Linked DNA regions of Mus musculus: region 1 is linked to region 2. The links are chromatin contacts, found by POLR2A ChIA-PET in ENCODE. All regions are on one chromosome and are shown on one strand. Each heading gives the region's core, a stretch centred on a gene start or an enhancer-like site at or near the end of the contact. The rest is flanking DNA. Distances are from core to core; before and after follow the strand shown.

What was found. ChIA-PET counts read pairs that join two places held with the same protein, here RNA polymerase II (POLR2A).
Region 1: POLR2A ChIA-PET joins it to region 2 with 19 read pairs in Patski. The contact joins the promoter of B230219D22Rik here to the promoter of B4galt7 in region 2. POLR2A ChIA-PET finds 5 or more read pairs at or near these places in 4 of 5 experiments (Patski and embryonic stem cell).

What each region holds. Positions count from the first base shown.
Region 1 is chr13:55,690,865-55,695,041 of GRCm38, reverse strand. B230219D22Rik (RIKEN cDNA B230219D22 gene) reads right to left here and starts at 1,918. Exons shown (of 2, transcript NM_181278.2): 1 at 1,695-1,918.
Region 2 is chr13:55,598,112-55,601,773 of GRCm38, reverse strand. It overlaps B4galt7 (xylosylprotein beta1,4-galactosyltransferase, polypeptide 7 (galactosyltransferase I)), which reads right to left and starts at 1,878. Exons shown (of 6, transcript NM_146045.2): 1 at 1,582-1,878. The coding sequence starts at 1,631.

The DNA of each region.
Region 1 (4,177 bases), core at 669-3,168, 93 kb before region 2:
TGAGGTAGTAAGGTGGGAGTTCTTTCTCTTACACACGGGACTTCCAGATATAGAAAAAAATATTCTTTTTAAAAAGCTTACTTATATACATATGCGTACTCCATTTGCATGTATGTCTGCATGATAAAAGAGGGCATCAGATCCCATTATTTAGATGGTTGTGAGCCACAATGTGATTTCTGGGAATTGAACTCAGGACCTCTGGAAGACCGACTAGTGCTCTTAACCACTGAGCCATCTCTCCAGCCCAGAAAAAATATTCTTACAACCTATTTCGGCACTATAAAGTCCGTTGTGTATAAAACCACCACATATATTTACATGCATGATAAATTTCAGCATTTGGCTAACACATTAGCATTAATGCCTACCTCTTTCCACTCTAAGACCTACCTGCTGATAATTCTTTGGTTTGCTTTTGGGGATTTTTAATTTTTGAGGTTTGTCTTCATAACAATCCTCCTGCCTCACCAAGAAAGTAATGGGTGTAAAGGTGTTAACCAACATGCTTGGTCAGCTATTACCTTATGTTTTAAATTATGCTTGTCTACATGAGAACAAATGAGTGTGAGTCCCCCCGGGGTGCAACACATGGAGTTACATTTGGTTCCCAGTGCACCGTAGTGCAGGGAGCCAAACCCTACTTCTCTTCAAGCCTGGTACACGCTCTTAACTGCTTTTTTTCCCAGCTATTCTTGGATTCTTTCCATGCAAAGTTCACTAAAATGATGCAGGTTACATTTGAGAAAAGTGGGCGGAGGAATTTCTCTTAAGACGTGGGTGGAACATAAGCTAGGAGTTAACAGAACAAATCGTGTTGCAAAGCAAAGGCTACAGTTGGTTTTGTTTTGTTTGTGGTACTAGGGGTGGACCCCAATGCCTTGCACACATCAAACAAACGAAGAAGCATCTTTTAAAATGGTGCACCGGTAAGTTTAAGGAAGCCAGCGAGGAGTTTCACTGTGACTAAATTAGTAGTTTTGAAGGTCTGCTGCGACCTGCTTTCCCTTAAGTTTTACTGTGGGTGTTTAATCCTGCCGTCTTCCAATGAAACAATCACATTTCTTTCTTTTTTTTTTTTTACCTTGAATGTGGCAGACATTGCTCCCAAAAAAACTATTTTTAGTAAATTCACAAGGCACCTTTAAGCTTTGTAAATATAGCAAAGCTTCAAAGGCCCACACGCCGTTCTCCTCCAAGGATCAAATATCCCACAACCCTCGGTGTTTTGTTACTATCTAGCTAACTACTGTATATAATCACATATGATTTTATAATTCTAAACAAGTGTGGGAGGCCGTGTCAACCACTGAGGATGCTGCTCCGCTCCCGCCTCCCGAGAAGTTTACACAACATAAATAACGGTCTCCTTTGTCTTCTCTGCGCTCCTTAGCCGTGCCCCACGGCGCTTCCCCAAGTCAGCATCCTAACGGGACCCCGAGGCGTTCCCCGCCGCGCTCTCGGGATGCGGGGACGACCGCAGCTCCAGGGCGAGACTGCGGCCCCGCGCCCACCCTGCAGCCCTGGCTGCGCGGCCCGCGCCGTGACTTCCGCTTGCCGCGAGGCCGGCGGGCGCCCGGGCGGAAGTACCGCGGGGAAGGAGGCCGCCCCGGAGGAAGGAGGCGCCCGCGCTCGCCGCCGCATCCCGCATCCCGCTCGCCGGGCCCCGCGCCAGCCGCCGCCCCGCGCCCTACCTCGGCCGCTCGGAGCCCGGCCCTCAGAGCGCCCAGGGGCCGCCCATAGGCAGGAAAGCTCCCGCCCGTTCCGTTCACTCCGGCCGCGCCCGCTCCGGGCGGCCCTGTCCAGTCACGGCAGAGGGCCGGCGGCGGCGGCGGCGAAGGCCACGCCAGCGCCCGACTCCCTGGAGCCCTCACCGCGGGGCCCCGGACGCGGGAGGAAGAAGCCGCCACAGCCCCGGAATGTGAGCGCCGCCTGCGCAGGCGCAGGCACGCCTAAGTATCGCGAGACTCTTCGCGCGGCCCGCGAACGGAGTGCGCAGGCGCGCGCGAAGCGGACGGTCCCTGTGCGGAGCTCCAGTCCCGCCAAGATGAGCGAGCGGATGGTCGGCTCGGTGACTTCCCAGAATGCAGGGTCACTCCGTGACGCAGGCATCGTTTGAAGCCCGCTGCAGTTGTCCAGAAGCCGTTTACACAGCTGTTTGAAAACGATGTTTGCTCATGCCTGTCTGCAGCCCTTAAGACTCATTCATTGTCTGGGGGCTGGAGAGATGGCTCAGTGGTTAGGAGCACAGACTGCTCTTCCAGAGGTCCTGAGTTCAAGTCCCAGCAACCACATGGTGGCTCACAACCATCTGTAAAGGGATCTGATTGCCCTCTTCTGGTGTGTCTGAGAGCTACAGTGTACTCATATACATAAAATGAGTTTGGAGTCAACCTGGGCTACAGAGCATGAACAAACAAAAATAAACCAGCAGAAATGTTAGGCACGGCAATATGAGTAGGCACACGGGTGACTCATCATGGTCAGGGTTCACAGCAGAGGTACCAGTAAAGCTTGCTTCTTTCCTGCAGCTAGCATCTCAGGGGTAAGGTGGAGCTCCCAGCCTTACCTCAGTCTTTGAGAATTTTCTAGCCATGGTACTTACTATCCTTGGGCTTCAAGTTAGCTCATCTCCAGGCAGCAGAAGTATTCCCAAATAAATCTAAAAGAAATGTTGAAAATCCTTAGTCATCATGGAAATGCAAATAAAAATGATTCTGAAATCCCACAATGGCTAAATAAATAAATAACCAACTCAAAACTGGGCAGTGGTGGCGCACGCCTTTAATCCCAGCACTTGGGAGGCAAAAGTAGGCGGATTTCTGAGTTTGAGGCCAGCCTGGTCTACAGAGTGAGTTCCAGGACAGCCTGCCTTGAAACCCTCCCCAAACAAACAAACAAACAAACAAAAAGACTCAGTGTCTGCCCTTTAGTTTCTTAAGGGTGGGTAGGGCAGGACTGCCCATATCCAAACATGAGAATATTCAGATGGTGATGGTGTTAGGGCTCTCAGATGTAAGATGTGTAATAATTAAGGTATTTTATGTGGGGTGCCCTGTAGTATTTAGTTTTTTTTTTTTTTTTAATCCCTGACATCTCTACAATGTGCCATATCCTTTATCCTAAAAGGCGGAACCACTAGCCTAATTCCATTTGGCGGTATTTCCTTCTGAGTCGCTTGGTTGTAGAATTATCCTGGATTCAGAGTTCTTACTATAAGCCCGGAACATGAAATTGATAGTATTGGGCTGGAGTTATGGCTCAGTGGTTAAGAGCACTGACTGTTCTTCCAGAGGTCCTGAGTTCAATTCCCAGCAACCACATGGTGGCTCACAACCATCTGTAATGAGATCTGATGCCCTCTTCTGGTGTGTCAGTGACAGTACACTTACATACAGGAAATAAATAAATAAATCTTGAAAGAAAGAAAGAAAGAAAGAAAGAAAGAAAGAAAGAAAGAAGGAAATTGACAGTCTTCTGTCTCTAAATAGACTTCTGAGGGAAAACCAAAACCTCCCCAGCAGGAGGCAACAATAACCCTAGATTCCCCATGGTACCCAAGGAGCAAACAGCCCCTCTCTTCAAAGGTACTAAAGCGGGCATTAACAACATAGTTTTGCTATTATTGTTTTTTTTTTAATGGAAAAAAAAAACCCACAAATCCCAGAGCTGCCAAGGAGACTCCTGTCTGATAGAGAGAACCACTGGCAGCTGCTCCAATGGGCCTTACTTCGGCCACAACTTAAGAGGAGCCAGCCTAAAGCTTGGAGCTGGCAGCCCAGAAGCAGCTTAGCAGGTGGCTACACTGTAGCAGCTAGACTGCAGAAATCTGGGAGTCAGAGAGCTGAGAGGTGAGCCTGGAAGTCCACCTTCCTGCTCATAAAAAGGAGGGCACTCAATTGCTAGCTCTGGCTGCTGAGCTGTGACATTGAGGGTACTGATGTGTCCATTTTTTGAGCTTTAACTAGAGGCTGGAAACTAGGCCCCTGGCACTTAAAAGATTTATTTATTTCATTTATGAGTACACTGTAGCTGTCTTCAGGCACACCAGAAGAGGGCATCAGATCCCATTACAGATAGTTGTGAATGTCCATGTGGTTGCTGGGAATTGAACTCAGGACCTCTGGAAGAGCAAGCAGCCAGTGCTCTTAACTATTGAGCCATCTTTCTAGCTTTT
Region 2 (3,662 bases), core at 629-3,128:
CTCAGGTTCTCAGGGATGATTTAGAAAAGGGATGGTCTCCTTTACCTAAAGCTAGTTAGGGGTGCTTCAAACCCAAGTAAGCTCGCACTAGAGCTACCACCCAGTTACTACACTATTTTATATATGTCCCATGAATCTTTGCCACTGTGTCAAAAGCACTGAATGGACATCAATCTATTTTTCTGAGAACACAATAACAGAAAATGATCAGAAGATGGCAATTCTCCTCTATAAACTATCTTCACCATTCTTCAATGAGCCCTTACAAGTAGATATTATGATATTCATTTCAGAGATGGAAAACCGAGGTCAGAAAAATTAAGTGGTCTATTTCTGGCCACCATGGACCATGCTTCTACTATATTACTGTCACCTTTTAACACCAAATCTGAAAAAAAAAAAGAAAAGAAAAAGAAAAAGAAACAAACACCCCAAAAGTGTGTCCACTAAATTCTAGAGCCTTACAATATCTAACAAATGTGTCATTCATTAAGTGAATATACACTAACGTGTTGGGGGAAAGAAAATGGGGGCCCCCAACCATAAATTACATTGTTCCTCCATACCTGTGACTTTGTTATTGTTATGGATCATAATATAAATATCTGATGTATGCAACCCATGGGGGGGCGCGACCCACAGGTTGAGAACCACTGGACTAGCCCAAGGTCCAAACAAAAAGATGCTTCAAGCCTAAAAGTGTAATGCCCCATAAATCTAGGCAGGAAAATCACCTCCGCCATTCTGTTTCAGTGAGAAATATCTTAAACTCGGGTATGAGCCAGACTCACACCTAACACTTAAAGCAGACCCCCACACAAGTACAGCAGCACAGGAAATGAACTACTGGGTGTGTCTAGTATAAGACAGGCAATGGCTAACCAACCAGGAAGAGAACACAGGAAGCTCTGTCTGGTGTGATCTTCCCGGCCAACCGCAAAGTATGAGAGGGCATGAAGGCGAAGGATAGGATTTGAAGTCACATGGATATGACGGGGCAGACAGAAAATAAATAAATAAATAAATAAAGACCTTCAGCGCCACAACACAGAGAGATCCGCTGTAAGAAACGAACAGAATCATCTGCTACATGAAAACAGACAGACAAACACACAAAGGCACAGGAGAAAGAGTGGTTCTCAGCCTTCCTACTGCTGCAGCCCTTTTATACAACTCCTCACGGTTGTGGTGGTCCCCAACCATAAATGTCGTCGTTATTCCACATTTGTGGTTTTGTTATTGTTATGAATCGTAACATAAATGTCTGATATATGCAACCCAAGGGGGCCGCGACCCACAGGTTGAGAGCCACTGGACTAGTTCGCGGTCCAAACAAAAAGATCAATGGAGAGAGCAAGGCAGAGACCCAGACACAGGGACGCGCAGAATAGAAGCTAGTAGGAAAAGAGAGCCGTGCAGACAATACCAATGACGTTCCCCCCACCCCCAGAGAACCACAAACACTCAGGGTGACCCCCAGAAACCCAGATGCGACAGCGTAGGGCTGCTAAGATTTGCAGGAGGTCGAGAAAAGGAATGGCACCCAGGGGGACGCGGCTCCTGCCCGTTGCGGCCGCTCACCTGCCATCCTCCCAGGGCAGCTGCGCCGCTTTCCTCCGGGAGGGCAACATCGTGGCGGGACACAGCAGGACATGGGGCTCTGGCTCAAAGCCCCGCTGCCCGGCCTGCCCAGCCTACGCGGCGTCTCCGCCCCCGCCCCGCCCCCCGGTCCGCCGAGTCCGTCCCTCCGGTTGGGCCGGCTGCACCTCAGAGCCACAGCTTATAAGGTTCTGCTGTCTGGAGAACCGATGGCGGGACCTAGCTAGGTTCTCACTACATACAAGGGCCCACTGGATGTCACAAGAAAGGGAGTTCCCTCCCATCACCCAAGTCAAAGGCGACCAAACAAGCTAGAGACTAGCTGGAACTAGACGTGTACTGCATAACAGAACGTCTGGGATAAGGTACATCTTCCTCCTTTTTCCCCCAAGTGAAGGCTGGTATCATCGCAGCATTCCTACGGTCAGCCCAGCAGAGAAAGCACGTACTCTTGGAGCATAAGATCCAGTTCAGAATTCGGAGCTGATCTCGGAAGACTGATTGTGCTTCAAACACTGCTCTGATAATTTAACAACGCTGAGGCGAGTCGATTTCTCTGTGACGGTTTCATCACTTGGGTTATATAAATTGTTCGTATTCTGTGTGGTCATTGTAGGAAACGAAAACCCATTTGGTGCAGTGCTTGGCACAGTCACACTATATAAATGCTGTCGTCCGATTTGAGAACCTAAGGAATGAATAGGAGACTGAGCCGCCTCTTTGCCTGTGTGAATTTATCTACTCTCTTCCCCTCTTCCCCACCTGGGAAAAGAGAGGCAGTTACTAGACTTCATGTCTGTTCTTTCAGGCAAAATTTAATATTCTAATAAGTACCTAACATTTATTAAGTTTTACTTTGTGCTACTCATTTTTTTTTAAGATTTAGTTATTATATGTAAGTACACTGTAGCTGACTTCAGACAGTCCAGGAGAGGGCATCAGATCTCATTACGGATGGTTGTCAGCCCGTGAGCCACCATGTGGTTGCTGAGATTTGAACTCAGGACCTCTGGAAGAGCATCGAGCCATCTCTCCAGCTCCTGTTCTAAGTTCTTTATGGCTGTGCTTTTATTCAGTCTTTATGAATAGGTATTATTTCCATTGTGAAGATGAAAGGACCAAGGCACAGGCAGGTCATTGGTTTGTGTGCACAATCTTTCCAGCCACAATCCATGATCTCCAATTTCAAGTGCATTGTTTCAAGGTAGATCTTCACTATTGGTTAAGTTAATTGTTCTTAACTTTCTTTCCCCTCTTAAACCCTAACAAACACAACTCAATGATTTGCTCTGTGGCTCACCTAGGGCTCTGCATCCCACACCAGAAACTTACCAAGTCAACCATAGATGGGGCAGACCTTTTTTTTTTTTTTAATTTTCTTTTAAGATTTATTTTATATATGTGAGTACACTGTCACTCTCTTCAGACACATCAGAAGGCATCGGATGCCCATTACAGACGGTTGTGAGACACCATGTGGTTGCTGGGAATTGAACTCAGGACCTCTGGAAGATCAGTCAGTGCTCTTAACCACTGAGTCATCTCTCCAGCCTGATGTGGCAGATCTTAAAGGCAGGATTGACCTCCTGCAGAGACCAGTTAGGCAGGGCCATCAGGCGATAAGACAGTCAGGTGACCTGTTGCTCTAGTGTTAGACCTCAAACTCAAGAAACTAAATTTTACATAAAAACCCAAATTAGCCAGGCGGTGGTGGCACACGCCTTTAATCCCAGCACTCGGAAGGCAGAGGCAGGCAGATTTCTGAGTTTGAGGCCAGCCTGGTTTACAAAGTGAGTTCCAGGACAGCCAAGGCTGTACAGAGAAACCCTGTCTCGAAAAAAACAAAACAAACCCAAATGAACTGCTTTTAAATCAGTGTTCCGTTATTTGTCATGTTGACACTTGGCACTCTTGGTGAGCAATGTCAGATGGTTTTGACAAACCCGTCAGCACCTGCCCGCTACAAGAAACCATAGCAAGGATGGAGATCGTGATGTTCACAGGTGGAGACTACCCTGGAGTGTGAGGCCTTGTGCCCTCTGGAAGTTACTACTCCCACCCAC